Linked DNA regions of Mus musculus: regions 1, 2, 3 and 5 are each linked to region 4. The links are chromatin loops, found by intact Hi-C in ENCODE. Cell type or tissue: heart. All regions are shown on one strand. Links, peaks and the distances in the headings refer to the core of each region. The heading gives the core; the rest is flanking DNA.

Region 1 (6,182 bases), core at 675-5,674, 170 kb after region 4:
AAAAAGGCTAGAGAGATGGCTAAGCGGTTAAGAGCACTGATTGCTTTTCTAGAGGTCCTGAGATCAATTCCCAGCAACCACATGGTGGCTCACAACCATCTGTAATGGGATCTGATGCCCTCTTCTGGTGTGTTCCCAGTTACAGTAGCCTGGAGTGGTGGCACACGCCTTTAATCCCAGCACTCGGGAGGCAGAGGCAGGCAGATTTCTGAGTTCAAGGCCAACCTGGTCTACAAAGTGAGTTCCAGGACAGCCAGGGCTACACAGAGAAACCCTGTCTCAAAAAACAAAAAACAAAACAAAACAACAACAACAAAAGTATTTATTATTCATGTGTCTTCCTCATGTACCTTCATGAAGCCCAAAGAAGCCAGGATCCCCTTTCAAGGCATAGCTGGCCAGACTCAGAACAGAGCTCCCTCATGCAAGCTACAAGCTCCTGCAGGGCTTCCATCGCTCAGAGTCCAGACAGGCTCTCCTCTCTGAGGAGACTTACCCGAAGAGGGAAGAAAGGCTTACCTGGTGAGCCAGCTGAAGTTTCTCATCCTGAAAACTGTCGACAAACTCATAGAGCTTTTCCCACTCCTGGAACCGGCTGCTGTTGAAGCCAGGACCTCCGACCAGTAGCCACCAGATCCGGCAAGGCAGAAGCAAGACAGACTCCACGAGGCGGCCAAGAAGTGGGAAAAAGCTGAACCAACTCAAGAAGGAACCCAGGGTTTCTGCCACGTAGTTAATGGTGGCAGCTGTGTTGTACATCGTACTGTAGGCCAGAGGGCCGGTGAAGGCGAGGTAAGCCAAGCCCACGCGGTAGAGCCGCACACTAAGTGTCTCTGACCCCGCTGAGGCTTTGTATCGTCGATGCTTCTGGGCTGTAATGCTGGCAGCCAAACTGATAGGCAGGATGGCTATGGGGCGGCCATAGAACACAGGGGACGTGAGGAAGGCCGCTCCTAAGGTATTCTTAAAGTCTGAGGTCTGGTTACCAACAGCAGCTACCAGCAAGACCCCTAAGCCAACAGCCAGTGGGAGGCCCACTATATAGAAGTTGTCCATGGAAGAAAGGCTGACTAGAGCCACAAGACCAAAATAGACACCCACTACTATCTGGGAAGCAAAGCGAAGGAGACTGAGAGGTGGTCTCTCCTCTTCCGGCCTCTGTTTCCAACTCTGGACTCTGTTGGCTTGAGCCACAAAGCTCGGGAGCTTCCAGAATTCCCAGAGCCAGCCCAACCCACCACCTCCCAGGGTGAGCATCCAGAGCAGGGCATGGCTGTCCCTTCCCAGGTACAGGTGGTGGAGCCCAACAGGACCCCCCAAAGCCCAAAGGACATAGGTCATCAGCAGCCCTTTGGCCATCCTCTAGGGCAAGAGTCTCAGAGAAAATCCAGTGGCGTTTGACATTGATCAAATTGCAGAAATCTCAAGGTCCTCTGTGAGAATCACTGCAGTCTGGAGGGTCATCCTTAGGCCTGAGAGGTGAAGCAAGGAGAAAGGCTCAGCAGTAATAAAAATCAAGCTAGCCCTACCTCGGGGTCTCTCAGGTACTAGATGTCTCCTATCTTCCGTTAGCACCCCAGTCCTGTTATTTACAATCACAGTGACTCCATATTTAAGGGAGGAAATGCTTCAATTAAAATATTTTCATTTATTTATTATTAATTTATTGATATTTGAGGCACAGTCTTATTGCACGTTCCAAACTGGTCTTATGCGGCCATAGCTGAGGACATCTTGGTCTTCCTGCCCCTACCTCCTCAAGTGCTGAGGTTATAGGCATGTGCCACCATGTCCAAGGAAGAGAATGTTTTTGTTTTTAAGATTTATTCATTATTATGCATACGTACACTGTAGCTGTGCTCAGACACACCAGAAGAGGGCATCAGATCCCATTACAGATGGTTGTGAACCACCAGGTAGAGTCAGTGCTCTTAACCGGCTGAGCCATCTCTCCACCCCCAGGAAGAGAATGTTTTAAGTGACTTTAAGTTGGGACACTGAGAACTAGGTGCCTGAACAACAACAACAACAACTCAAAAGCTTGGGACTAACGGGTGACCCAGGGGTCACTTGGGGTTTAAATTCCCAGCACCCACATGGCAGCTCATAGATGCCCTCTTCTGGTCTCCAAGGATATCAGGAGTGCATGCAGTGCACACACAAAGGTTCAAGCAAAACACCCGTGTACATAAAGTAAAATTGAGAAAGAATAAGAAGGGGGAAAAAAGAAGCTTAAATTTCTATCCTCCCCTTAGACTCTGGAATAGTAATGGCTCACAGGAAAGGGCTGAAGAGAATACTTTTTCACTGTTTCAAACCCCTTTGAAAGCCAGTGTCTTAGCCAAACTCACTCCTTTAACATCGTGTGTGTGTGTGTGTGTGTGTGTGTGTGTGTGTGTGTGTGTGTGTGTGTGTGTGTGTAAGCGGGTGCATTCTGTAACTCGGCCAAAGCCCTTTCCAGCTTTCCCATCTCCCCAGACTATGCCGTTCTCCCACAAGCCAAATTTGAAAGGGACCCTGAACTCCTTCCACTTAAACGTTCTGGAGAACATTTTGACCCAGACCTTAGCACCCCACAGCCCAGCCATCCTATCCCTATCAACCAGATCGAAGGCACTCTACAAAGCGGCCGCAAAAATCCTCAGAATATCAAATCTGCCTGCCAATCGTCTTACCTACTTCAAGCAAACTCACCCTCAGGCAGTCCCAGCAGGGCCGCAGTACCTGGCAGCCCAGGCTTCCAGGCTGCTTCAGAACAGCCATTGCCTTTGAACACAGATTCAAAATGGCCCCTCTGTAACTGCTCTCACCTCCACACAAGTGGACTTTGTCCCTCAGTGCTGGGTGACTGTGTTTGAAGTCAGGCCACCTCCTGCAGGCCCCGCCCCGAAAGCCCTGGTCAGCCCCTTCGTAGCCACCTTCCGGTCCTGTGTTCCTGGGCTCTGATCGCCCTCTCTACGGGAAGCTTTCCCCAGACTCACCCAGTTTTACACTGTAGGGCCTGGAACCGCGCCCCACTCCCGGCAGTGCGCACCTCTTGCAGCACTTCATTAACACCGCCAGATGGCGCTGCCGTTTACGGAAGGGAGGGTCCCCAAAAGTCCCAGATCTCCTTTTTGCAAGGTTGGGACATTCCTGGTCAAAGCTGTCCGAACCGTGCAGCTACCTGGCGGGAGAAAAAGGGCGACTCTATCAATAAAATTAAAAATCTCGACTTCCTCTCCTCTCCGCCACAAATGGGAGGTGATCCCTGTCTCGCTTCTCTCTGTACTCCAAGACGGCCATTATAGGATCACGTCTAATTTCTTAAAGGAGAGACATCCACTCAGAGGTGAAGGAGAGAGCCCCTCAAGACCCGCAATTCTGCCTCACTACCTTGCTTCCAGGCCTTCCAGTTAGGGGACTCCACAGCCAGACCTGGGAGTCTGAGCCTGCATAGCCCAGAATCCATAGAGCCAGAAGCTGTTCAGACCCTTGTAGCCTGAAGCAAAGGGGGGGGGGGGAACCCACACCAGCAAGGGATACAGGGTGGGGGCGAGCCATCAGAAGAGTAAGGGCAAACCCAGGGAGACTCGGGGGAGAGGAGCCTGCCTTCTCGCTTGGACGCTGGAATGGAGCTGGCTTACAAGATGCCTTCAACATCCCGGGCTACAATCCCCGAGCAGCTCCGTGACCTTGGCCAAGTCACACCCTTTCCTGAGCTTCAGTTTCTTTTAAAAGAAGCTTGGATCTACGAAATTCCCCAGGCTTGATTAGAGGTAGGGATGGAGCCGGTGGGCTTCACTTAGGGTCACTTGTCAACAGTGGGCAGAATGTTTTAGCTCCCTCCAACGTCTAGTTCTAGCTGGGGACTAGATATGGCCCCTTTAGGGCTGAGGAGGGGCGACAAAACGACAACCCAGCCACGGCTGGGGACGGGGGGCGGACGGGGGCGCTGAATAATGAATGAGACTTAATTGGGCCCGCTCTGCGCGGCGGCGCGCTAAGCTTGGCAAACAGCGCGGGCAGAAGCAGCCGCCGCCGCTGGACAAACAAACTCGCTCGGGAGCCGGGAGCCCAGTGCGAACCGCCTGGAGGGGGAGGGGACCCCGGGGAGCCAGGTCTCCTGCTCGCAGGAGGGGCCCAGAAGTGTCCAAAAACGCGAAAGGGATGAAGGCTTCGGGCCCAGCCTAGAAAGGACGGACTGGGGAGGGAGCGAAGCAGATTTTTGCCGTAGAGCCCTGGGACCCAAGGGCAATGTAAGCGCGTGAAAAAGATGGAGAAAAGAGTGGAGGACGGAGAAGAGAGTGAGAAATGAGCGAGGAAAAGGCACATCTGGAGGAGGGTGGTGGAGGGTGAGGGGCGAGAGGAGGACCATTACTGTGAGGAGAGGGCAGAGCGATGGAGAAACGAGAAGGGAGGCACAGGGGACCTAGAGAAGAAGAATTGAGGAAGAGTCAAGGAGAGGGATGAGAGGTGACCGGAATGAGAACAGGGGTGACAGGGTGGGCGAGAGGAGCCCCTGCCTGCGCCTCGCCCTGCCTCGCTCCCGCCCTACGCTCTCTCCAGCCGTCCGCACTCACTTTGTCACAATTACGGGGCCGTCACTCGGCCGGGATTGTTTTCCCCAAATTGTTGTTCTATAAACTGGCTCGGGGTGGGAGGTGGGGTGGGGGTGGGGGGAATCTGACAAGCTGAAGCGGGAGGGAGGGGAGCGTGTGAGCAGCTGTCGAGGGCATAGTAACGTATTTACCCGCCACTGGCCCAGGGCTGGCCTTGGCTGATACAGAAACCCGTGAGGAAATTGATGGCCACCCCAACCTTCGCCACCGTCCCCGATTTTTCATCTTCCAGGCCTCTCTCGGTCTCAGCTGCCTCGGTTTCCCCAACCGAACGCGGCAGGTACTGGAGGCCGAGGCGATGACCAGACAGGACCAAAAGTTGCTTAGCCTTTCCCCAGTCTCTCTGGCCGGCGCCCTCCAGCGCCTGCTCACGTCGCAGGTTTGCACTCTCATTCCTAAGTGTGCCCAGGTCCCCTCACCCCGGCGCCGCTCGCTACCCTAGACCACCTTGTCGCTCCTCTATTCTGCAAACATCTGTTGCGCCCACTGAGCGAGAACTGCGCTGGCTTCCAGCTGCCCCCCTCCGCCCCCAACACCTCCCCCGCCCGCCTCCTCCCCGCCAGCCCAGCTTGTCGGCTCCGTGACAGCCGCCGCCGAAGCCCGGGCCCCGCGGGAGCGGCCGGAGAGGAGACGCTGCATGGCTGGCTCCGACACCGGCCTCCCTCGCGGCTCCAGGGGCAACGGAGGATGGCGGCCGCTGAAGCGAGACCGGAGTCGGCCGCTGGAGTTGGCAGGACTAGACGGGGGAGGGGGGAGGCCTTGGGTGGGCTCCTCTCGGCTTCTTTTAAATCCTGTCTTTCTTAGTCGGTCGCCCTCGGTCCAGCCTGAGCAGAGACCCTTCCAGCTGCCGCTGAGCGCGCGTGGGATTCAGTAGGTTTCCTGGTTCCTCCCCCCGCAACGCCCCCCAGTCCGGGTGATTTACACCCCGGCTCCGCTCAGCGGCCGCTTCCCAATCAGGAATATCGACCCCGGGCGGGGCCCTCGGGCCGCATCGATCCCTCTAAGGCTCGGGATTTAAAAATGTCAAATTTGCCTTTTCCAAGCCGGTGGAGGGGGCGGGGGCCAGGAGGAGGGCCGTTTGCAGGGGAGGGTGGACAGCAGGGCATCGACCAGGCGCCTGTGCCCGGAATGAAAAGCGACGGCGGGCGTGCCCTGGCATGGCCTGGTCATTCTTGTGTTCTCATTTGTGGCAACAAGGAAGCTCTACCTCTGCTGCCTGGATTCCACAGCACATCACTATTACACTGGGTCATTCCCAGAGGCAGGAACCCAAAGAGGAGCAAAGACCACCCCAAATTTGACGAGACAAAATTGAAAGAGGTTAAAACATAGGGGAAAGAGACAAAACTAGAGTGGCCCCAAGAACAATGTAGACCTGGGAATAGCAAGGCAAACAGAAGCTGCCTTAGAGGTGCCCTATAAAGCAATGTTCCAGAGACCCAGAATCCCCTGCTCTCTATATAAAGTGCAGGAGGTCCAGCCCTGGTCAGGCCAGTCTCAACTTCTTAGTGGTTTGAGAATGAATGGAAGAGTGGAGACAGAGCTAGGCGAAAAAGAGATGACTATAATGTAATTTATAAG
Region 2 (6,182 bases), core at 596-5,595, 180 kb after region 4:
ATTGGGGGGGGGGGCGTCTGGAAAAGAAAATCACCTGACAGGACAGTAGGCTGAGGTCAGAGCTAGAACTCAGGACTCAAAGGCCCCAACCTCCACGCTCCAACCTCCGACTGTAGCCTGCCAAATCAAATGTCCGTGGCACCTTCCCCAGCCCATAGCTTCTTCTTTCTTTCTTCCTTGAGCTGCCCTCTCTATTGGGGTGGTCTTCCCAGTCAGTGGGTTTCCTGGCCCTGGCATGGAACAAGCTATTAGAGAACCTGGTTTCAGGGAATGGAATGGGATCTCTTGTTTTGGGTAGTGGCAGTCTCCCCCCAGGGGAAGTCATTCAGCTTGAATTTTCAAAGAGAAGTGAAAGGGGGTGGAGGGGAGAAAACACTAACTGGCCTCTCTACTAGATCTTATTTGTTTATCCCCAGGACCTGGAGCCAAACCTAGACCAAGCTTTCCTCCCAGTTAATACTGATTGTGTAGGCAGATGTGGACAAGGGTCTCTGGCTCCAGGGGCTATATAAGTGGTGGGGTAAACCAGATTGGATTTGGAAAAGCTAGGAGACAATGGACAGGAAGAAGGGAGGCCTGGTCTTTGGGGCCTAAGCCCACCCTGGGAACCTCTCAGATTCCTCTAGGTGTTGCCCCAGTGGGGAGTCAAAAAGCATTGCCACCTAAGATTTGAGGGGATAGCACCCCCAAAGACCCACATATTTGAACAAGCAAGATGCCATAGGGCTGAGTGGAGAGAGCTGCCTGTACTCTGCAGGATGAAGAAGGTTTGGACTGAACAGTGACCTTTGAATGTTCCATGGGAGGGGTGGGGCCCTGGTGCATCAGGCCTACTGCTCAGGATCCCTTAAGCCTTAAGCCTTGAGCCCTGCTAGATTGCTGAAAAGCTCTCGGACCCCAAGAGGACACCGCCCAGCCCACCTTCTGCTTCAGTTTCGGGGTCTGTTCCTAGCAAGCCTTCCCACCGGAGGGTGAGGAAAGGGAGTTGCCAGGCTATGCAAGTCTTTATGGGGTTGATAGTGTTTGCAAGGGAGTGAGTGTCCACAGGATCCAAGTGTCTCTGTGACCGTGGAATGCCAGAGTGTGAGCAGAGCTTGGTGTCTTCCTTCTCGTGGCATCAAGTAGGTAGACTCAGTCTGTGCCAGGAATCAGGGTGGAGTGTGGCGGTTTTAGAGGGGGTGGTGCGGTGCAAGCTCCCATTCTGTATTCCATGGAGCCAACACTGCGGGCCTGGGAATGGTAAATAATGATTAGAATAATGATGAATAATTAATGATTTAATAACCAGTCCCGATGGGATGGAAACTGGGGGAAGGGGCTGGTGGTGTGACTGCTGCAGACCAGAGATCAGAGACCAAAGGCAGTCCCTCACATGGTAGGGGACCAGGTGACACTCCCCAGGGAAGCCCAGGAGGCCAGAGGGAAACAGTTCACTTTCCTACTGGTACAACACAGGTATAGCATAGGTGTAGACACGTTTGCACCTCAGGAAAGCTAATTTAGAAATTCCAAGACAACATAGAATCCTAGAAGTATCCTGAAAGCTTTTCTTTTTTTGGGGGGGGCACAAGAATAGCAATACTATATAACATTTTCTATATACAGAACATGGCTCTGAACTCCACAAGTAATTTACTCATTTAATCTTAACCACCTCGTGAGATAGGTTCCATTATTATTACCCCGTATTGCTCTAGTAGTGGCCCAGAGAAGACAAGTGTGTGCCCAAGACATGCCAGAGAAGCTCTGTGAACTCCTAGCCCAGTGGCTCTTCCTAATGCTGAAACTCTTTTAATACAGTTCTTCATTTTGTAGTGGTCCCCAATCATGAAATTATTTCGTTGCTATTGCATAACTATAATTTTGCTAGTTATGAATCATAATGTAAATATCTGATATGAAGGATATCTGATATATAACTCCCAAAAGGGTCAGTTGAGACCTACAGTTGAGAACCGCTCCCCCAGAACCTAAGCCATCCTTGCTCCAGCAGCCAACCAACTCAACCCCTTTGGTCACTTCAGCTCTGCACAGGGCACAAGAATCAATGGGTCTGGTTTTTTTTTTTTTTTTTTTTTTTCTCTTCCCTCACTAGGTCCGGGCCAGCGCCATTGCTCAGGATGCGGATCAGAACTACGACTATGCCAGCAACAGCGTCATTCTGCACCTAGACGTGGGTGACGAGGTCTTCATCAAGCTGGACGGTGGGAAGGTGCACGGCGGGAACACCAATAAGTACAGCACCTTCTCAGGATTCATCATCTACCCGGACTGAGCCCAGCACCTTACTCTCATGTTCGTTCGCCCGCCCCCTCGACCCCTCGCTCTAATCCGCACCCACCTCCTGCTAGCCCTGCCCAAGGCCCCATCCTTCAGAGCCCGCAGTCTCTCCCGCTCCCCAGGCCACCTAGGCGGGGGCGATTGGATTCTTGGGGCTCAAGGGTTTTAAGTGGCTGGGGGAGTCAAGAGTTGGGAAGGCCAAGATGAAGACAGCCGCTTAGGGAGGGACTACCTTGGGATCCAATGAAACCGGCCAGAGAGAGAGAGAGAGAGAGGAAATTCGAGCGTGGCCCTCCCTTCTGCCTGGAACTGGGGGAAGCTTCACTAACGGAGATCAAAGTCTCACCTCTCACCGGGGTAAAAAGGGGCCGTCCTAACAGCTTGGGAGGGAAAGGGCAGAAGAGAAGGAACCTGTCTAGGTGAGAGGGGGACTCTGGCACAGGTTAGATACAGACCTCAGCAGCCACTCTTTCCCTTCCCCTCCCCCATCTCCATTTTTCAGGCTCCAACCACCAGCGGCCTTCCTGTGAACTGGAGGAGCCAAGGACTTCCTTCCTAGCATTAAGAACCCATTTTGTACAGTCCCCATTCCACCCCTCTCCAGGCTAGGTCCTGGAGCTACAGATCATGTCACTTCTCTCAATAAAGTGAGGTTGGAGATTGTGTGTGTCTGCCTACCTTGGTACAGAGGTGGAGGGAAGGCAGGGGAGTGGCTGGCCCTTTGCCTGACGCCCTGAAAGGCCTCTCACTCTGCTTGTCGATCTCAGCAGGGCGATCTATCTCTGATCTATGCAGTTAAGCCTGGCCAGGCTTGCCTCTCCAGAAAAGGAGCACCACAAGGGAGGACAGCAGAGGAAGGACTCCCTTCAGGGCTCCTGCTGCCCTTGCAGGTGGAGTGTGGAAGACCCTGCATAGGAAAAGAATCCCAGCCACTTTCCCCCCCCTCCCTTAGTGTTGGTTTATTTGTGGTTTTTCTCCTTTTGAGACGGGTTACAGCTTTTTGCCCAGGGTTGCCTCCAGCTCTTGGGTTCAAGAGATTCTCCTGGCTCAGCCTCCAGTAGCTTAGCCACAGGTGCCCAACTGAGAGGTCTAACAGCGGTGTTCTAGATGAGGGAATACCTGGTGGGTCCCCTGGAGTGGGAGCGATCTCAGAGGGAACAGGTTCCGTAATTTCCCCCTAACCCACGCACGAATTTCCAAGAAGGTAGGCTGAACAGCCACTTTCTGGTTGGACAACTGCTGAAGAGGAAGCCCACGGTCCTGAGTGCTTAATCTCCTCTAAATTGGAGCACACTGCCACCAAGTGGGCCACCGGAGACCAACAGCACTGGCTGCCCCATTCAAACACAATTTATAGAAACTTTATTAAAGGATAAAGGGGCGTTGGCTCCCAGTCCAATGGGCAGGCCAACAATAAATAAGGCTAAAGGAAGAGGTGAGTGCAGCAGAGGAGAAGCCCAGTAAAGACCGGAGTCATGATGGAGAGTCCTGTGGGACCACAGGGCCAATTGGAACGAAACGCTGGAGAAAGAGAGAGAGAAAAAAGAGGGCTTGTCATGTTCCATCACTTCTCCGTAGAGGAAGCAAGGTCAACCTGCTGCTGTCCCATAGGCTGTCGGCATGCTGGCTGTATACTGAAGGCTCACCAGGGCATCTTGCCATTCAAGCGTTGTGACCACGGGGTTGGTGAAGACCCGGGTGGGCCCGGGAGGTGGGGCTCGGCTGGTGTAGAAGGCGCATTCATCATCCAGGTGAGCCTCCTGGAAGCTATGGATGGTGTCGAGACACGCCCTGAGGCGCTGCCTCAGAGCCAGGGTCCGAGGGGCCAAGCTGCTGGGGCCTGAAGGCCATGGAGAATTCAGAGGGGGCCTCTGGAGTTATATTTCTTCCGGGTGCCGCCCCACCCCTTCCCTACCCCTCCTCCTCCCCCATGAGTGCAGCCACTTAGAAAGACAGGACAAGGCACGGACCTGGTGCAAGGCAGGGCTCACTCCTAGAAAGACAGAGCCTTTTCTTCATGTCCTTTGCCAGCCAATTCCTTACCTGAATAGCCTGTTGGGTAGAGTGAGTGAATAGAGGGGCTGGCACAGACTGGGCTTTGGGACGAGAAGGTCAAGCTGGCTGTTGCTGGAGGCCCCTGATTGCAACAGGGCTGCGTGCTGGACTCTGGGGTTCCAGCTTCCAGAGCGCAGGCTGCCGATGCTCCCGGCTCTGTCCTAGGGCAGGCCATGGGGGGCTCAGCCTGTCCCCGACAGCTAGGCAGAGGGGGTCCGGACAGTGCTGGAAGGCACGGCTCCGGCAGCTCTGGCTCAGCTCTGTGTGGCACTGGGGGCTTTAGTTCTGTGGTAGAACAGGGCTGAGCCGCCTTAGTCTCCTCAGGGTAGGCCTGTGGCTCCTCACACTCTTCCGAAAGGAGGGGCTCTGTCGCACCAGAGTGTTGTGACAGTCCAACAAGGGCAGCTCCAGAATTGTGTTCTGAAGCTGTCAGAGTTCTAGAAATTTCAGCCGTCGGGAGCTTTAGTTCAGTCATATCGAAAGCAGAGCCTCCATTCAGAGGGGCACCATCGCCCATGGCCAGCCCCTCTACCTCCTGCTGCAAGAGCTGTTGCAAAATATTGATGCGCTGTGGTGGGAGAGAGTATCCCAGCGTGTCACCGTGTGTTCCCAAGCTCCCCACCCCCACCCGCAATGTCATCCCCTACCCTTCCTTCCAGCTCCCCTTCCCCCAAGCCTTCTCATGGAAAAGAAGCCATGAGAGCTGCTGCCCCTACAGGCCCACCTGTATCCTTAGCTCCTGGTGGCTGGGGGTTCTCTTGGGGCGAGGCCCGGAAGTGCTTGCCACCGATGGTTTCCTGGGTTCCTTCTGCAAGGTGATGCGACTCTCCTGGTCAAACAACTTCATAGCAATCTGCCTCTGCCACAGAAGGAAAGGGGGCGGGTGAGGAAGCCACATGAAGGTAGAGAGCACTCTTTCCTCCCCCTCTTGGAATGGGTCAAAGCTGGTGGTTCTTTTTAAAACCAGGTATGGTGGTGCAGGCCTACATACAGCAGAGCCGATATTAGCTCCCAAGACGCTAAGGCAGGAGAATCAACAGTTTGAGGTTCAGGCTGTTGTGATGTTCATAACACATAAACACAGAAGGATAAAAAAAAATTTTTTTTTCAAGACAGGGTTTCTCTCTCTGTGTAGCCCTGGCTGTCCTGGAACTCACTCTGTAGACCAGGCTGGCCTCGAACTCAGAAATCCACCTGCCTCTGCCTACCAAGTGCTGGGATTAAAGGCATGCACCACCATTGCCCGGCAAAATTTTTTTTTTCAAAGTTTGAGACTATCAGAAGATAGACACAGAGACAGACAGGCATTCTGAACACAGAATAGGAAGGAGAGAAGGAGAGGCAGGAGGCGAAGACACCTACCTCACATCACAAGGCTGTCAGCCCTCCAGGCCAGTGGGACGGTGCCACAGACCTCAGTACAGGAAGGATTTAGACACTTACCCAGGGCAGGGCAGGCTCTTCAGGGGAGGAATGAGGGGAGAGGCCACTCAGCCACTGAGCCTATGTCAGACAGGACAGATCACCCATGAGTGACACCCACTCCTCTGGCCTGTCATAGACCTCCTCTCTCCCCCACCCCCCGCGCACCCCCAATTCCCATCCAGTATATCTGTCCTTACCAAGGACTTACACTGCTGTCCACCTGTCCTTACCAAGGACTTACACTGCTTCATCCATCTGTCCTTCCTCCCTTCCTCCCTAGTCCTGGCCCCTACTGGTTCCCTCCTTTGCTTTCTCCTACCTGCTGAACTTTAGGTAGCGATCGGAGGGGTGTGAATTGGGCTTTCCGTCGAATGGCAAAGCGTTTCATGGATGAATATGTGCTCTGAGGAGAGAGGTGGTTG
Region 3 (6,182 bases), core at 699-5,698, 50 kb after region 4:
CTCCCATCCGGCAATGGGTGCTGGGGATGAAACACAGATCCTTATTCCTACAAGGCAAACATTTCACTGAAGTTCCGCCCACCTCTGCAAGCATTTGCTTTGTTAAAGAATAGCTTAAACAAACAATTCAGAGATGTGATAGAAAGTAAGGTACTCTGGGTGGTTGGTCCCATCTAAGGAGGTGTTCTGGTCTCTAAGATAGCCCTGGACATCTCTGTAAATAAGGATGAAGAATGCAAGCCCAGGTCCCCCCCCCCCCCTCCAGGAGAGCCTGCTCAAATATCTTTTACCTATCGGTACATAGTATTCCACTGTAGGAACGTGATGTAAAGAGGTTAACAGGTGCCTGGTGGTAGATGCCAGTGTTTGTATGGGTTGTTTGTTTTCTATTTATGAGCATTGCTAAAACAAACACTGAATGACACAGTAATCATTCCCCACTTGGGAGTTACATCTGTAGGACAAGTGACAAGAAACACAACTGCTACATCTATGGGTTCTTCATAGACTTCCTTTCTGAGACAACTTACTGCTGTGTAGCCCATGCGGACATCAAACTTGCAACCCTCCTGCTTTAGCCTTCCAAGTGTTGGGACTAAGGGCGTGTGCCACTGTGACCAGCTGATATCACTATGGGTGATAGTGGTCCAGATGTGCACACTCACCACTAATGTGGGTGAACATGTACACCCTCACCACTAATGTGTGTGATCTACACCCTTACCACTAATATGTGTGCACGTGTATACCCTCACCACTAATATGTGTGCAGATTTACACACTCACCACTAATGTGTGAGTGCTTGCACAGTGGTTGAGCTGTTAGCGAAGGAGAGATAAAGACAACTGAAACAGGCTGTGTGCAGGCTCACACTTTTATTCCCAACACTCAGGAGGCAAAGGCAGGCAGATCTCTATGAATTCAAACCCACCAAGGGTTTATATAGTGAGTTCCACTCAGAGTTTGAGCCAAAACCCAAGATGAATGCCGGCTGAGGTGTAGCACCTAAGGCTGATCTCTGGCTTCCACATGTGTGGATACGTATGAGCAAACACACAAATCTAATTCCCACCCCCAAACCCACAAACGCCTACATATTATTTATTTATTTATTTATTTACTATATGTAAGTGCACTATAGCTGACTTCAGACACACCAGAAGAGGGCGTCAGATCTCATTACAGATGGTTGTGAGCCACCATGTGGTTGCTGGGAATTGAACTCAGGACCTCTGGAAGAGCAGTCAGTGCTCTTAACCACTGAGCCATCGCTCCAGCCCCACCTACATGTTTTTTTTTTTTAAAGATTTATTTATTTTATGTATATGAGTACACTGTGGCTGTCTTCAGACACACCAGAAGAGGGCATCAGATCTCATTACTGATGGTTGTGAGCCACCATGTGGTTGCTGGGAATTGAACTCAGGACCTCTGGAAGAGCAGTCGGTGCCCTTACCCACTGAGCCATCTCTCCAGTCCCCCTACATGTTTTAAGTTTAGATTTTGCTTATTTATTGTTTTTGAGACAGGTCTCACTATCAAGCCCAGGCTAGTCTTGAGGTGGTCTTTTTTGGGGTGGGCAGAAACTATGGGGTAAAGTGGAAATTTCTGGGTTTAATGACTCAGTTGTGTCACGTGATGTTTTCCTGGAAGCTGTCATGTGGTGTTTTGCTGAAAACAGACCTTTGAGAGGGTGTGTGATGTTCAGAAAGACTATAGCAACCCTATAGGTGGAACAACATTATGAACTAACCAGTACCCCGGAGCTCTTGACTCTAGCTGCATATGTATCAAAAGATGGCCTAGTCGGCCATCACTGGAAAGAGAGGCCCATTGGACTTGCAAACTTTATATGCCCCAGTACAGGGGAGCGCCAGGGCCAAAAAGGGGGAGTGGGTGGGTAGGGGAGTGGGGGTGGGTGGCTATGGGGGACTTTTGGTATAGCATTGGAAATGTAAATGAGCTAAATACCTAATAAAAAATGGAAAAGAAAAAAAAAAAGAAACTATCAGAAAAAAAAAAAAAGAAAGACTATAAATGGAACCCCACAACAGTGAGAGGATGCTCTTGAATTGCTATGCTATGTTTCACTTCTTTGCTGGTCTTTACTTTGTAGAGAGAAACGCACAAAGAACTTCTCATGGTGTTATGCCTGCTTCTGGCTGCTTCCGCTGACTCATGCTGATTCAGCAGAGCCTTGCTGTTTCTGCTGGATCGTCCTGCAGCTTCCGATTCATGTTTGGTGTTTGCTATTGACCTGCACTGCTGGTACCCTGACTACTCTACTAAGAGAGACTTCTAAACAGGTCCCCAGCTCCCTTTTTCTATTAACCTTATCCCCCACCCCCACCCCCCACTCCCCACCTTCTGGTTGATGGGTTAGGGGAGAGGTTGAAGTGTTTACGAGCCCTAAATAAAGTAGGTTTTGAAAAAGATCCATGCTTACAATGAGGTCTTCTGTAGCCTCAGACCCAGGGCCTCACTATGTATCTGCTCGACAACCTTGACCTTTGGCCCCCCTCCCTGCGCCTCCTGAGCACCGCCATGACAGTGAAATGTGGTCAGGCTCGACTTAGTGCTTCTTACTCCTTTCTTTGGTTTTGGTTTTTCGAGACAGGGTCTCCGAGTAGCTCTGGCTGTCTTGGAACTCACTATGGCCTTGAACTCATGAGAAACCCAGCTGCCTCTGCCTCTCAGTAGTGGGATTAAAGGAATAACTAACATTCCAGCTTTTATGCTTTTTCTTCAAATCAAAGTCAGTAGGTTAAAAAGCAAAGGTAATCAGGAAAAAACAAAACAAAACAAAACCCAAGCTGTGTAAATGTATGTATAACTACCAATTATACAAAAGGAAAAAAAATAGTCATTTTCATGTTTGTTCTTTAAAAAGAGTTCTAGATGGGTGGGTAGAGGAGTGGGGGGGGATATGGGGGACTTTTGGGATAGCACTGGAAATGTAAATTAAGAAAATATCTAATTAAAAAAAAGATTAAAAAAAATCTCAGGAAAAAAAAGTTCTAGAATGTCTCAGGAGGCAGCTCCATCATTAAGTACAAACATTACGTCTGATTCCCAAAATTGAAGTGAAAATTCCAGGTATGGTGGCTCACACTTGAAATCCAAGTCCTGGGAAGATAAGAATGGACAGAGTCCCTGGGCCTCACTGGCCGGTGACCCTAGCCTCCTCCCAGGCCAGGGAGAGACAACAAGGTGGTGGGCGGTCAGGAAGGAGACTGCAGAGATGGCTCAGAGGTTAGGAGAGCCCTGCTCTTGCAGAGGGAGGACTGGAGTGTGTTTTCTAGCACTCACACTGGGCAACTCAACACTGTGACTCCAGCTGCAGGTGGGATGAGTCTGATGCCCCCTGCTGGCCTTCTAGAACAACCACATACACACACACAAATAAATGAAGTCTAAACACCTCATTTAAAAAACAAAGAGGTTTTGTTTGTTTTTACCACATATCCTTTTGGTTTGGAGGGGGTTTGGTACTAGGGTCTAAACTCAGGGCTTTGCTTATGACAGGACACTCTCTTACAACTGAGTCTTATAACTAAAACACTTGCCCCCCTTTTAAAGTTTTTGAGGAAGGGTCTCATTGCTTAGTCCTAACTGGCATAGAACTCACTATGTGAGACAGGCTAGCCTTGAACTTTTGGTGACCAGCCTCCCAAGAGCATGGATTATAAACAGTCAACCATATATCCAACCAGTATGTATATATATATATATGTATATGTATATGTGTATATATATATATATACACACATACACACACATAGTATGTACATATGTATATAGTGTATATGCATATAGAATGTATGTGTATGCAGTGTGTCTATATACTGTGTATATGTATGTGTCTAGTGTATGTGATATGTGTATAGTGTCTGTGTGTGTATGTGTGGAACATGCAGGTATGTGTGTACACATACGTCAAAGGTTCATGGCAGAAGTGATTGTCTATTGGCTTTCACCTTGTTTTCCACCACACGGGCACAGGAGTTGTGGAGCCAGGAGAGGGCGTCTGTTTCTCTGGAGCTGGAATTGCAGGGGTTGTGAACCAACCAACATGGGTGCTCTGAAGAGGCAAGTGGTCCTAGCCACTGAGCCACACCTCTGGCACTTCCACCTTGTTTTTTTAAGACAGGGTCTCTCACTGAACTTGGCCTGCTGACTGGCTAGAATCCAGGGCCAGGAAAATCCTGGGACCATCTGTCAGCGCCTCCCCAGCTCTGGGCTTCCAGATCTGCACTGGCTGGCTGGGGATAGGAACCGGCGCCGGGCCGATAAACTTGCAGACCAACTTTGCCAACAGCTGTTTCTCCATATTTTTTTTTCAAAAGGTTATGAGGTGAGCACAGCACAAGCTTGAGGTCTACCAAGGCAGCGTAGGAAGACTCTTGTCTCAAAAGGAAAACTTAAGAGCGAGCTGAAGGTATATTTTAATGCTAGACACTTGCTTACCCGTGTGTCTTTGGATTTAACCCCTAGGCTAAAATATAAACCAAAACGGTAAAATTTCAAGGTGGCTAAAGAGTAGGGCCCCAAACAGACAACATGATCTCTTTTTTATGATAAAAGGGGGAGACAAAAAAGAGGGATGCTCTCTTAGCCCTTCGGGGTTACTTCAGTGTCTGGGTTCCTGTCAAGGTAGGACAATTCATCAGGAAAGGCAGCCTGAAGCTCCTGAACTCCTGCCAGAGGCCCTTGGTGCTCAGCCCTTGGAAAGAGGCTTCTGCACACTGCGACTGCTGCCTTACTGGGAACAACCCACTATCAGTCAGTGTCCGTCAGTCCCACTCCTTTCCTTCTCCAGCCTGCAGTTCGGGCCCCACTGCGAGCCAGGCCAGGCCCCGAGGCAGCCGCACTTGTCGAGAATATCCACAGGGAAGAAGCCCTGTTACCACGTGGCAGACACTGGTGGGGCAGGAGGATGTCTGACGCCAGCACCACTTGCTACGTGAGCTCAAAGACATGGTTACACTCACTACCCATCAAGGGACAGGGAACAGTGGGGGGGGGGGGCACACTATGACCTTCAGCTGCCTGGGGGAGAAGTGGGCAGCTGTGGTGCTCCCCACGTGCTGAGCGCTCCTCCCCATCAGTAACAGCTGTGCCTTCCACCGTCTAATTTGGTTCTAAAACAAGGCAGCAGCGGACAGAGGAGCTGGGATCAGACACCTTCATCAGGGCACAGAACAGGCTGCCCAAGTGACTTCTACCCATGAGGCCTAGAGAGACGGCGCTAAGGAGTCACGTGATGCACTAGCTTTTATTTATTCACTTATAAAGATGACCGCAACAACGGTGCCGAGTAACACCTTAGATTAACACTAATTATATTATATAAAATTGGTTCATAACAGGATTCAGGAAAGGGAGGGACAACAAACAACAAAAATCTCCAAACACTGAAACAAAGAAAAACATTTTTTCTTTTAAAAAACTTAAAATGTTACTTTCCCATAGATTTCCTTAGGCCGGGTTTCAGCCTAAGGTAAGCGGAAACAAGGCTTTGGGCATTTGGAAGAAACTGCAGGTTAAGGTACGGTGCCAAGTGTGGGATGGAAACCCTGACTTGATGTCAGACCTCAGGCACATTCCAGACAGAGGGCGTTCCCCGGGCTCTTTCACGAACTGACGCACATTTCCCTTTTCTGGCTGACCCAGTAGTGTATAAAACCCCTCATTTCTACTCCCGCTCAGGCAACTGGTGGGAACCTGGCAGGCACCTGTGGCATCTGCTCGAATGGACTGGAGACTGGACTAGCAGACACTCTTCCTCCCGGAGCCTCTGCGGTAAGCAGCTGGAGGTGAGGTGCGCTGGGAAGGAGGCTGCTCACCTTTGGGAAAACTGGCAATAGTTCCCCTGGTTCCTGGTGAAAACGACCAACCAGAGTCAGTCCATATCACTAGGAGAGGCCAAGGGAAAACAGCTTTCATTCAAAAAAAAAAAAAAAAGGAGAGAAGAAATCAAAAATATTTAGGATGGCCCAAAGAGATATGTATAAATTTCTTTTTGTTATTAAATCTAAGTATACATTTCCTAAAGTCCAGTTATTAGGTTGAACTGGATGGGAGAGAAGAGAGGCTAACTGGAATTCCCCTCAGGAGTTCGCAGCTTCAGCCTGAGAGGCCCTTGGTTTGCGCTGTGGGAGCCCCTTTTTGAACGAAGGCT
Region 4 (6,182 bases), core at 561-5,560:
TTTTTTAGAACAGAGTTAGCCTATCTGATCAAACAAAAATCACAACCTGAGGGGAGCCAAGGAAGGCATGGAAGGGGCTATATTAAGCATTGGCCATAACTTTGCTTGCATGGTTCATGGCCTCAGGAGGCTCAAGACGACGACGAGTCAAAAGTAACGTGGGAAAGAACCCGAGGGAAAGATCTGTGTTAGCCCCAGTCATGACTGCAGAGACTTGGAAGAAAGGGGGACAAGAATCTTTTGGAAATAACCTAGACAAAGAGCCAGGGATAGAAAGATATATTTTCCTGTCTCACTTACTGTGGGAGGCTAAGGCTAGGCAGAATTCCTGATAAGTCATCTCGAAAAGAGACGTGGGCATGGCTGAGATACTATGCACGTCAGCCGGGGCCGGGGAGAAGCCGGAGCTAAAGCGCTGAGGGTCTGGTCTGTCGGGAAGGCGGACATTACACATGAGTGAAAGGGGCTCTGAATAAAGAGCAGGAAGTTCTAGAAAAGGAAATTAAAGATGGGGATCTGGAAATTAGAAAGTTAGAGGCTGGGGGGATGCTCAGTGGTGAAGAGTAGGCACTGCTCTTGCAGAGGGCCTGGGGACCTTGTCAAGAAGGTCACAAACGCCTGTAACTCCAGCTTCAAACCTTCTCCTGAATTCCTCGGACAGTTCACATAGGCTCGAGCACACACTCTCGCCCCCTCCCCATACACACACACACACACACACACACACACACACAAATAACATGGGGTTGAGAATCCAGCTCAGTGGTAGATGCTTGCCTGCACACTGAAAGTCCCTAATTCCAATTCCCAGCACACAGAAAAAGTAACTATAAGAATTCCTTCAACAAGGTTATTGGCAATCTAGACAAAAACCAAAGGTGGTGAGAAATCCATGAACTCGAGGCTGGGCTGACAGAAAACAACCAAATGTAGCACCTTCTAACACCCAAGCCCCCAAACTAAGCACCGAAGGCACGTGGAGTGATATCACATGACTGTGGAGTCCCAGAAAGAGAAGGGGAAATGTCCTAAGAGATAATGAGAATTTCCAAATAATAGAAGAATGAACTTCAAGTTCAGAGAACCTAAGCAGATAAGTATAAAGAAAGCCATACCTATTATCACAGTGAAGCCTGAAGCCAAAGACAAAAGAGCAATTTTAAACAAAATGTTTATTTTAACTTTGGACATATGTGCTTTGCAGCATCCATGTCTGTGAACGATGTGCATGCCTGGTGCCGTTTGGCCCAAAGAGGGCATCAGATACCCTGGAACTAGAGTGGCAGATAGTTGTGAGCTGCCATGTGGGTGTTGGGATTCAAACCCAGGACCTCTGCAAGAGCATCCAGTACTCTTAACTGCCAAGCCATCTCTTCATCCCCAAGAGAACGTCTTTTTTTTTTTTTTCCTCGAGACAGAGTTTCTCTGTGTAGCCCTGGCTGTCCTGGAACTTGCCCTGTAGACCAGGCTGGCCTCGAACTCAAAAATCCGCCTGCCTCTCCTGAGTGCTGGGATTAAAGGCATGCGCCACCACGCCCGGCCCAAAAGAACATCTTAAAAGCAGCCACTAAACAAACAAACAAACAAACAAGCATGCTTGGGCATACCTCAACAGCAAAGTGCTTTCCCAGCATGTATAAAGCCTGGGTTTGAGAGTCAACTATACAAGCACACAGAGGTGCACGTGTGCGCGCCATAGAAACATAAGAAAGCAGCTTTCTGCCAGGCGGTGGTGGCGCACGCTTTTAATCCCAGCACTTGGGAGGCAGAGGCAGGTGGATTTCTGAGTTTGAGGCCAGCCTGGTCTACAGAGTGAGTTCCAGGACAGCCAGACTACACAGAGAAATCCTGTCTTAAAAAAACAAAACAAAACAAAAAAAAACAAAAACAAAAACAAAAACAAAAAAACAAAAAAAAAAAAAAGAAGAAGAAAAAAAGAAAAGAAAAAAGAAAGCAGCTTTTTTCTTTGGCAGAAACTTTGGTTTCTGAGCCCCAGGTGTTTCCCTGCCTTGTAGGTTCACAAGATCACCAAGTGGTCTGGGGGTTATTAGCTTAGATTGCTGTTAGGTGCAAAGCCAATTGGCTAGAACACAGCAATGGCTAGCTCCTGAGAGGCACGGGCCCTCTAGTTCTCCACAGGTGCCAGACTTCCTCTCATGCTGCGTGCTGTGAGGACCTGGCTGCTCTCCTCACCACCCACAAAGCCATCACTTAAAGTTGGGAGAAGGCAAAGCAAAGACTGGGTATGTTACACTAGTCACTAACTTGAATATCCCTCAACATGCGTAAGATTGGCCTGTTGGCTCAGGTCGGTCCTTCCTTCTTTCCTCCCTCCCTCCCTTCCTTCCTTCCATCCATTCTTCCATCTATTCTTCCTTTCTTTGAAACAGAGTCTCACTATGTATCCCTGACTGGCCTAGGACTCACTAAGTACACCACGGTGGTCTTGATTCTTCTGCCTCTCCCTCCGAGTACTGGAATTGAAGGTGCTTAGCTCTCTTGAAGCTAAGTGAGAGGAGGAGAGGAGAGCTGGCCCAGCAGCCAGGACTCAGCTGAGGAATGCTTATGGCTGCTTCCCAATAACTTGAGGTTGGGAAATTTAGGAAGATTCAGGTGCCTGCCCTCTCCGGTCACTGCCATGCTTCCGAAGAGAGGCCCTTTATTGTAGAAGCCACTAGGAGGCAGCAGAGTGCTTGTTTAAGAGACTCAAGGGCCTGCCTGGGGAGGGGTGACATTACAGGAAGCTTAGGAACTGCCTAAGGTGTACCTCAGGGCTCCAACTGGGAAGGTGCTGGGCTGCCAGTGAAGGGCGAGGTCAGCAAAGGGAGAGTGAAGGCACAAAGGCGAACTTCTGTACCCTACAGATGATTAGCAGTGGCCAGTCCTCTCTCCTTCAGCCTTGGGCCACTTCCTCTTTGCCTGGCTATCAAACACATGCCACACCATCATTCATTCATTCATTCATTCATTCAACAAATATCCCTTTAGCACCCAATACTAGGCATCCTGCTCAGGAGACTGAGCACACAGTAGAAACCAAGTCAAGTTCTTCTGAAGGTATAGACTGCCTGCTCCTCCCTCCCACGGGACCGGTTGAGCCGCATCTGCCATCATCTTGCCCCTGCTGTGCTTCTGCTTAGAAAGCAGACTAGATTAAATGACTTTGTATTACGGCTTGTATTTACTGTTTTGAGACAGGGTCTCACTAGGTAGGCCTGGGTGGCTTGGAATCTGCTCTGTGGACCAGGCTGGCTTCGAACTCAGTGATCCACCTGCCTCTGCTCTCCTGAGCGCTGGGATTAAGGGATGCACGACCACATTCAGCTACCAGCTGACTGCTTAATCACTTTCTGAACACCTACTGTGTGTTGTCGTGTGTTGTACCACACACTGAGGACATAAATATGAACAAAACACTTCCGATGGGTGAGCTTGTCACAACCACAGGGGCGTGGCTATAAGTTCTGAAACATTACAAAACCAAAACTAATGTTCTTAGGCTCCTGAGAACTCACCATCCATGCATCCTTCCAGCTATCCATCTGTCCATCCGTCCGTCTGTCTGTCCAACCACTCATTCAGCAATGGGCTCCTGACTGTGTTGTGCTGAGACGATTTTCTTAGTCATGACACTGAAATGCAATGTCTCTGTCTTCTCTGGGTGGGAAGGTGTGCTGGGCCCGCAGAGCTGGAGAGCGGCCTTCAGGTGTGAGGTAAGGCCCAGGCAGGAGAGGCCTTCAGGGCTCAGAGGGATTTCAAGCAATGTTGAGTTGGGAAAGATAGATCTGCCACAGGGAGAACGGTGGACAGACAGACCCTTGTGCTAACTGAAGGGTAGACAGACAGGGAAACCATCAAGAAGAATAAAGCTCATTTTATATCCTCAAAGGTTTTCAGCCAAGTGAGAGACAGACTAGTTATCCTTGCCTCTCTCTCTGTAGTCTCCCCTCACTCCTGGCCTGCCTCCACTGTTGTCTCCTGCCTGCATTCCTGGGGGGGGGGGACACCCCACTGCTAGGACTCTCCCAGGATGACCTTGCCTTGCCCTGGGGCTGCAACTGTCAGGCTGATTCCTCCATGTACCTCCAGTTCTATCCTGAGTCACGGACCTGGACAGCACACATACAACTAAACAGCCCTCTCTTTTAAACATTTTACGGATTAGGTTTGTTCATTTTACATTTTGTGGGGTTTTTTTTTGTTTTTGTTTTTGTTTTTTTTTTTTTTTTTTTTTTTGAGACAGGGTTTCTCTGTATAACCCTGGCTGTCCTGGAACTCACTTTGTAGACCAGGCTGGCCTCGAACTCAGAAATCCACCTGTCTCTGTCTCCCAAGTGCTGGGATTAAAGGCGTGTGCCACCACCGCCCGGCTACCTTTTGTGTGTTTTTCGTGCATGGTCCTGTGTGCAGTGCATGTTTGTTTGTGTGTGTACCATGTGTGTGCTCAGTGCCACAAAGGTCAGAAGAGGGCATTGGCTCCTCTGGAACTGGATAGATGGATGGTTGTAAACCACCGTTGTGGGTTCGAGAAATCGAACACACAACCAAACACAAACATGTCAGACGATGGCCGCTGGTACCTTCGCTCAGTTCATCCAAACCAAGCCTGTTTCCACCTCAGCCAAAGCCTGCGTTTCTTTCTTTCTTTTTTTGGTTTTTTCTAGACAGGGTTTCTTCTGTGTAACCCTGGCTGTCCTGGAACTCACTCTGTAGACCAGGCTGGCCTCGAACTCAGAAATCCACCTGCCTCTGCCTCTGGAGTGCTGGGACTAAAGGCGTGCGCCACCACTACCTGGCAACTCTTTTCTTAAAATCACTCTATAAAGCTTTTATGCCAGCTCTTCTTCCAGCTGGCTGTACGGCACCCACTACTTGGATGCGCTGTATAATTGATTGGTCCTGTGCTGTTAAGTGACTGGATGTTTTCTAAACCTTTTCTACCAATGCTTTAACTTTCTATATAGTTTATCACCCATACATTCAGGTGTGCTGGATCAAAGGTCATACGGAGCTGTAATTCCAACAAGCAACGGACAATTTGCCCTTTGACCCACCATCAAGCGTTTGAAATTGTTGCCGGTTTATGGGTGAGACATATTTAAATGTAATTTCAATTTTCTTATGAGGGACTTGAGCATTTTTTTTTTTAATATGTCTGAGGGCCATTTATCTTTCCTTTTCTGTCAGCAACCCATTTGTAGGAGTTTTATTCTTTTTCATATCGATTTGAAAGGATTTTGCATACATAAAGCAAGTTAGCTCCTGTCTGTTGGATGAGCTACAGGCACCCCCTTGGTTCGCCATTTGTCTTTGTTTATGGTGTGCTTTCACCCTGCAGAAATTATAGATTTTTTTCTGATGACAGAATTTGTCTTTTCCTACGCTTTGAGAAATCTTGTACCACGTGAGAAATACTTTCCCCACTCTGACGTTATAAATTTGTAATTCTACTCTTTTGTATTTATTTAAGTACAATTGATTCCTGTAGAAGTGATTTAGTGAAGCAGAGAGGCCGCATTATTTTTTTCCAGGTGGCTGCACAGTCGTCTCAATAGTACTTACTGAATAATCTAGCCTTTCCCTGCTGACAGACAATGCTATCTTTATAATATACTACATTTTTTTTTAACGTCTTGGATCTATTTCTGGACCATTCTGTTCTCTTGATGGAGCCGCTTATGCACGCACTGGCATTCTCTGGAGTTCACCGTGCTATGTGGGAGAGCTTCCTCCCCCTCATTAACCTTCCCTTTCAGCACGCTCCTGGCTAGCTTGCTGTTGTTGCCGCTGTTTAAATCGGTATAAATTGACACGTGAACTTTACATTCAGGTTATGGAGTCTATTGGTATTTTTATTAGGCCATATTAAATTTATAGATTAATTTATGGAGAGCTGACATCTTTATGATAGCGAGTCTTTCTACTTCAAGATATACTGTGCCTTCCTAGTTGTCCGAGCTTCCTGGTGTCCTTCACAAGCATTTTTAATGTTAAGTATCTAGATCTAACATATTCATATCTAGATTGTGACTATGTAGTCAGCTTTGTTATTTCAATTGAATATCACATATTTTATTTCCTTTACACCTTTTAAAGTGTGCATTAACTTATGTCTGTTTTGCTTAAAGCATCAAGCCTGATGATCCGAGTTAGACTCCATGTGCATGTGTGCACATACACGC
Region 5 (6,182 bases), core at 433-5,432, 220 kb after region 4:
CTTAGAAGAGAGGGGACCAGAAAACTTCATAGGAGGGCTCTGCTCCTGTGGCCTGAGGAAGGCCAGCCTGTGGGGGGACACAGCAAGGCAAAGCAGAGAAGGTTTCACTCCTAGTGGTGAGGAGCCAGGCTGGGGAGCTCTTGGAGGAGAAAGACAGAGGAGAAAAAGCCACAGGTAAGATTGCCATAACTGCCACCCTTTCCCAAAGGACCCGTGCCCTAGAGAACGACCCTCATTGTTGGCCTCTGTTTCCTGTCAGCAAAGCATCAGAGGGCTAAATATCGGAGGGCTCTTAACCTTCCAGAGGCTGTAATCCTTTAACACAGTCCCTCCTGCCGTGGTGACCCCCCCCAACCTTAAACTCATCTCAATGCTACTTCAGAAATGTAATTTTACTACTGTTGTGAACGGCCATGTAAGTATCTGATATGCGCTTCCTGTGGGGATTGTGGCGCACAGGCTGAGAAATCACTGTGTTAAATGAATACATATATGTACATGCTTAACACATACATGGTAAAGGCTGAAAAAGTAACAGGTTTTATTGATGGGTTTTGTTTTGTTTGGTGGTGGTGGTGTCTCTCAAGCTGTCGGCCTCTGGGGCAGGGAGAATCTAGGATTTTTTTTTTTTTTTTTTTTTTTTTGGATTGTTCTCACTGGTGGCTTAGAGTAGTGCTGGATGCCAAGTGGAAGGAGCCAAGTACCAGTCAGCTAGTGGCTGGAGGGGAAGGTAAGCCTGTCCTTCCTTAGTGTGCTGGGACTTGGGGGGTGGGGGGGGGCACATGGCTGTTCAACCTAATGAGCAGCATACTTTGGGCTTTTTTGAAAGGTGTCTTAGTCAGGGTTTCTATTTCTGCACAAAACATCATGACCAAGAAGCAAGTTGGGGAGGAAAGGGTTTATTCAGCTTACGCTTTCCACACTGCTGTTCATCACCAAAGGAAGTCAGGACTGGAACTCAAGCAGGTCAGAAAGCAGGAGCTGATGCAGAGGCCTCCGTGGAGGAATGTTACTGGCTTGCTTCCCCTAGCTTGCTTAACTTGCGTTCTTATAGAACCCAGGACCACCAGCCCAGGGTTGGCACCACCACAATGGGTCCTCCCCACTTGATCACTAATTGTGAAAATGTCTTACAGCTGGATATCATGGAGGCATTTCCTCAAGGGAGGCTCCTTTCTCTGTGATAACTCCAGCCTGTGTCAAGTTGACACACAAAACCAGCCAGAACAAAGGGTCTGCCCTATTTTCTTTAACCGTAAACGGGAATGCTAACAACAGCGCCCATATCGTATCATATCATTAGGAGAATCCGATGAGTTATAAAATGCTAGGCACTTAGTGCTTAGCCACTGCTGTTTTCTCTGCTTCTGCTCCTGTGGTTGCCCTGCAGATTTACAGAGAAACAGCTGTGTGCATGCAAGGAACTGTGGGCCACCAGCAACGGAACCAGTCAGTTATGTGCTGGGGACTCGAAACTGCATTCGGAGAGGTTAGTGGCAGGCTACCGGTCTGCAGCTGGACTCTGGCGAGGCCGAGGAAGGGGCAGCACACAGAGGAGAGAGTGTAATACATTGACTGGGATTTGGCTCAGTCTTTTATGGATGGCAAGATTCCCAAGATATTTCTGAGGATGTGGGTAGCTGAGGCTAAGGTGGCGTAAAGGGAATGAATGGTTCTGGAAGCAAGGTCAGGTCACCAGCCTGAATACTTAACAGCTACAAGACCCAAAGTGAATTATGTCTTCTTTATTTTTAATTTCTTTTTTTAAAGATTTATTTATTTATTCCATGTATGTGGGTACACTGTCACTGTCTTCAGACACACCAGAAGAGGGCATCAGATTCCATTATAGGTGGTTGGAGTCACCATGTGGTTGCTGGGAATTGAACTCAGGACCTCTGGAAGAGCAGTCAGTGCTCTTAACCGCTGAGCCATCTTTCCAGCCCTACTGTCTTGTTGAGATTCAGTTTTTTCCTCCAGAGAACAGAGCTGGCAACAGTCTCCTTTTGGGACTCACAGTAGGTGCTCAACAAACGTTACTCACAGTGGGTGGTCAACAATGTCACTCACCTCTGCCACAGGACAGAGGATCAGAAACAGGAGAGCATACCGTATGGCACTTGTCTAAGTCTTTGTAACCGAGTATTAGTTGGAGACCCTTTTGGTCCAGGTTCAAGATTGGGCACACCATCATGCCATATCCCCAAGATAGGCCAGTGTCCTTAATATTTCTCTGCTAGTCAGGCCCTTGGCTCACATCTAAGGTCCCAGCTTTGGCTGCAGAGGAAGGAGAGATCTTAGAATTTCAAAGTCAACTTAGAAATGTGGTTACCCTCCCCCATGCTTCCTCTCTCCAAGACCTGAAGTGCCTGCTTCCTTTTACACTGGATTACTGTGCCAACTGTCATAAAAGTCCCTTGACTCCCATGGTCTCCCCCTTCCCCATCACTTAGGTAGGACCTGAAGCTCAGAGGGACACAGACTCTGCAGTTGCAGAGGGAACCTTCTCTGTGCTGGTGGGCACAGGAGGGCCTCACAAGGTCCTGATAGTGTTCAAGGCTCTGGTATCTGGGACCAAGGAGACCTCACGGGGAAAGGAGAGTCAGACTTCAGGGTTCCCACCTACAGAGTTGCTCCAAGAACAGAATTCTTCCCTCAGTGTCTGTCTCTGAGCTCCATCTCCCCCGTTGGGGGGGGGTATCCTGACTCACCTTCACCTCACTGGGTCTCAGAGCGCTTTATTAGAACTAATATTTGGTATTTTTCAAGCACTGTGGTAAGCACTTGACACATTCAGTCATTTCCCAGTATCAGGATATTCTACCCAGATTGCTGCTGCTCTTGCTCTCAGTTTACAAAATAAGATAGGAGGGGGGCAGGGTGCTGCTGAGGAGATGGCTTGGCAGTGAAGAGAACTGGCCTCTTCTGGAGGTCGCGGGTTCTATCCACAGCTCCCACACCGGTGGCTCACAACCCTTTGTAACGCAAGTTCCAGAGGATCCAACGCCCTCTTCTGGCTTATGTGGGTACTGCATGCGTGTGGTCCGCAGATATACATGCAGGCAAAAAACCCTAACACATGTAAAGATAAATTTAAAAATTCTTCAAAGAAAAAAGTTAAATAAAATGAAGATAAACAGATGAAGCAACTTGCTCAAAGTCACACGGTGGCTTAGGTATGACTCCTCCTCCTCAGGCCCTCTCTTGTGGAGAGCAGATATCAGCTTTTGCTCTTGGATTTGGGTTGTCTACCTTCAGACCTAGGCCAATAAAATGCCTATAAGGTAGCCGAACTCCGTTTCCCCCTCTTTCCTTTCCTCTCCCACCTATTTTTTGGTTGTTCTGAAAGGTAAAGGTGTTGCTGCCACCTACTGGTCAGAAGCTAGAATGGCACGTCTACAGTCTGTTAATGTGCTAGTTTGAGTGGCTGACTCTAAGCCTTCAGGATCCTGGAATTTAGGATGCTTCAAAATATTCAACGTGTTCCTTTTGGCCGTTGAGGAGAATTATGCAAGGAGGTATAAAAGAGAGTCTTGGCAGTGCTGGTTTGTTGGGGGGATGGTTTTTGTGTACTGTGTATTCAGATGCTGATAACTGGGCCCAGAGATCTGGTTACAGTCAGATGGTGGCATTGTCAAACATCCCCTGCCTCAGTGTAAAAACTGCTTTCCATCATCTCTGATTGGCTAATAAAAAGCCGATCAGCCAGTAGCTGGGCAGGAAAGAATGAGGCAGGACTTCTGACTCCAGAAGAGAGGTCTCTGGTGGGGCCAAGAGATTTCCCAGGAGCGAGTGGAGGAGCACGAATTGCCAGGGCAAGACTAAGATGGCAGGGAAGTAGGCCAGGCCAGCATAGTTGGGTTAGAATAGCTCAGTATCTGCCCAGATATAGAGCAAGATACTCATCAATAAAAATACTAGGTCTTGCCGGGCGTGGTGGCTCATGCCTTCAATCCCAGCACTCAGGAGGCAGAGGCAGGTGGATTTCTGAGTTTGAGGCCAGCCTGGTCTACAGAGTGAGTTCCAGAACAGCCAGGGCTACACAGAGAAACCCTGTCTTGGAAAAACAAAAAACAACAAAACAAAACAAAACCCAAAAACAAAAAACAGAAAACAAAACAAAACAAAACAAAAAAAACCTCATAAGTGAATGCCAAGTCAAAGAATCGTGGACTCATTAAAGTACAGCAGACTGAAGAAAAAAATAAAGAAATAAAGTACCTTTGAAACCTGAAAAAGGAGGAGGAGGAGGAGGAGGAGGGGAGGAGGAGGAGGAGGAGGGGAGGAGGAGGAGGAGGAGGAGGAGGGGAGGAGGAGGAGGAGGAGGAGGAGGAGCCCTTTACACTGGTCTTAGTCCTGACTCCACTCATCCCCAGGCTCTGGCAGCTTCTCACTGTCCCAGAACCCAAGACAGGGCATTTGTAGTGAGGCTTGATGTTAATCCCAGCAGCTGGGCAATGAGTTCAAGGCAAGCCTGCACTACATTGCACCTTTTGGAATTCTGGGCCAGCCAAGGATACACAGTTACATAGTGAAACCTTTTCTTCTTTTCTTTTTGTGTTTAATGCAATTTTATTTTGTACTTATTCACTTTACATCCTGATCACTACCTCCCTCCTGGTTACTCCTTCCCACAATCCTTCCTCCCTCCCCCCCCCCTTTCTCCGCTGAGCTGAGTGCCACCCCACCCCCCACCAACCCCCACCCCCAACTTCAAGTCTCTACAAAGCTAGGTACTTCCTCTCCCACTGAGGCCAGGCAAGGGTAAAACCTTTGAGAGAGAGAGAGAGAGAGAAAGAGAGAGAGAGAGAGAGAGAGCCATGCTATATAGTTCAAGAAAATTACATGCATACACTGCCATGCCCACCTTCTATTTAAGACATTTAGCATCAATATAAATTTATATCGTGTATAAGTGTGTGTGGGTAGTCCATGTTCAAACTCACCAACCTGTTCCAATAATGTTCTATTTTCTATGTTCTTCCTAGCTATTCCTTCCTGATTCAGGATTCAGTGATCCCAAATTGAACCAGACATGTTGGTGTTTGGCTATAATCTCAGTTTCAAGAGCCTAATACAGGAGGACCATGAGTTCCAGGCTTATGGGCAGGCGGAGGGAAGAGCCTGAAGGCCAAGGTTAGGATGATCCCGACACGGTGAGGACTTGAAGAAATACAGCTAAGATCTAAAACAACTTGAGGTTAGATGAATGGGAAAGATTCAGAGGCCTTAGGGCCTTAGTAAATCATAGTGTGTGTGTGTGTGTGTGTGTGTGTGTGTGTGTGTGTGTGTGTGTTGCTGAGGATAGAATTTAAGGCAAACTTTAAGCTATGGTTTCAGCCCAAGACCTTCTCTTTTCTTGTGTGATACCATCTCAAGTAGCCCAGGCTGGCCTCAACCTTACTATATAGCTGAGGCTGGCCTTGATCCTCCTTCCTCCACCTCTGAAGTGCCAGGATTATAGGCACACACCCCACACCTGGCCTCTGATATTCCCTCCCTCCCTCCCTCCCTCCCTCCCTCCCTCCCTCCCTCCCTCATGTGCCATCTCTTTTTCTCTCAGTCTGTGTGTGCTATGTGATGCTGGGGGTGGAACCTTGTGACTACTCAGCACTTCACACTGCTGTTATCCTCACCCCTGCTTTTAAAGCCGATCACAGTTACGTGGTCCAAGGAGGGGGCACTTTCCCCACACTGTTAACTCTCAAGATTTCAGTAGGATTGTCTGGAGAAGGACAGGTTGTATGAGGTCCACCCAGCAGTCTCCTGCCCGTCCTTCCCAAGGCTCCTCTTAGGCTCAGAACTCCAGGTTAAAGTGGGAGGGAACTTGGAGCCCATCCAGCCCTGTCTCCTGATGAGGATGCTGAAATGGAAGCCACGCACAGGTGAGTCAGGACAGCGGCTTGTGCCTGTCAGGACAGTTTTCAGAGGCTCTTCTGCCTTTGCAGCACACACACACACACACACACACACACACACACACACAATTTAAAATCTTTAAGTGAGGGAGGAGGAAGTGGAGGGTTTTTGGGAAAGTGGCCACAGGAGTTTTATCCCGAGGGGAGATCTTGCCCCTGGACCATTCCTCTCTCTTGGTTTGCTTCCAGCTGTCATGAGGCGAGGAGCTAGGTAAGCATTCTCCCGATTCACGCCCTTCCACAATACGATCTTCCTTGTCACAA

The links. Peaks named below come from ENCODE experiments on the same cell type or tissue, not always from the same donor. Only the 100,000 strongest peaks of a DNase experiment are listed, where the experiment ranks them.
Region 1: a loop joins it to region 4, with 2.1 times the contacts of the local background. A loop is called at or near these places in 7 of 42 quality-filtered maps.
Region 2: it touches region 4 in a loop (2.8-fold over the local background); 7 of 42 quality-filtered maps call a loop at or near these places.
Region 3: it touches region 4 in a loop (7-fold over the local background); 22 of 42 quality-filtered maps call a loop at or near these places.
Region 5: a loop joins it to region 4, with 2.6 times the contacts of the local background. A loop is called at or near these places in 7 of 42 quality-filtered maps.

Annotation. Positions count from the first base shown.
Region 1 is chr15:99,096,113-99,102,294 of GRCm38, reverse strand. Dnajc22 (DnaJ heat shock protein family (Hsp40) member C22) reads right to left here and starts at 2,811. Exons shown (of 3, transcript NM_176835.2): 1 at 2,695-2,811; 2 at 520-1,472. The coding sequence starts at 1,359. In heart, for the core only: a CTCF peak has its summit at 3,048 (motif pointing right); no DNase peak of the experiment used is centred there; H3K4me3 peaks cover 3,085 bases; H3K27ac peaks cover 2,225 bases; H3K27me3 peaks cover 2,696 bases.
Region 2 is chr15:99,080,847-99,087,028 of GRCm38, reverse strand. Troap (trophinin associated protein) reads right to left here. Exons shown (of 14, transcript NM_030159.1): 9 at 6,080-6,163; 10 at 5,779-5,838; 11 at 5,060-5,194; 12 at 4,324-4,903; 13 at 3,927-4,120; 14 at 3,620-3,801. The coding sequence ends at 3,754. It overlaps C1ql4 (complement component 1, q subcomponent-like 4), which reads left to right. Exons shown (of 2, transcript NM_001024702.1): 2 at 2,096-2,275. The coding sequence ends at 2,275. It overlaps Mir6960 (microRNA 6960), which reads right to left; the gene lies at 6,164-6,182. Among named protein-coding and RNA genes, the nearest start is that of Mir6960, 3.1 kb to the right of the region's middle. In heart, for the core only: a CTCF peak has its summit at 3,590 (motif pointing left); a DNase peak (open chromatin) is centred at 3,528; H3K4me3 peaks cover 712 bases; H3K27ac peaks cover 234 bases; H3K27me3 peaks cover 2,536 bases.
Region 3 is chr15:99,212,291-99,218,472 of GRCm38, reverse strand. Gm46538 (a long non-coding RNA gene) reads left to right here. Exons shown (of 3, transcript XR_001781769.2): 2 at 2,118-2,307; 3 at 4,821-4,868. Spats2 (spermatogenesis associated, serine-rich 2) reads right to left here. Exons shown (of 13, transcript NM_139140.1): 13 at 6,007-6,182. The coding sequence ends at 6,112. Among named protein-coding and RNA genes, the nearest start is that of Kcnh3, 9.2 kb to the left of the region's middle. In heart, for the core only: a CTCF peak has its summit at 3,374 (motif pointing left); no DNase peak of the experiment used is centred there; H3K27me3 peaks cover 79 bases.
Region 4 is chr15:99,262,396-99,268,577 of GRCm38, reverse strand. No RefSeq gene overlaps it. Among named protein-coding and RNA genes, the nearest start is that of Gm25999, 10 kb to the right of the region's middle. In heart, for the core only: a CTCF peak has its summit at 2,674 (motif pointing right); a DNase peak (open chromatin) is centred at 2,707; H3K27ac peaks cover 838 bases.
Region 5 is chr15:99,046,866-99,053,047 of GRCm38, reverse strand. Gm41399 (a long non-coding RNA gene) reads right to left here. Exons shown (of 3, transcript XR_875655.2): 3 at 1,213-2,277. Among named protein-coding and RNA genes, the nearest start is that of Prph, 5.2 kb to the left of the region's middle. In heart, for the core only: CTCF peaks have their summits at 3,158 and 3,359 (motif pointing left); no DNase peak of the experiment used is centred there; H3K27me3 peaks cover 1,313 bases.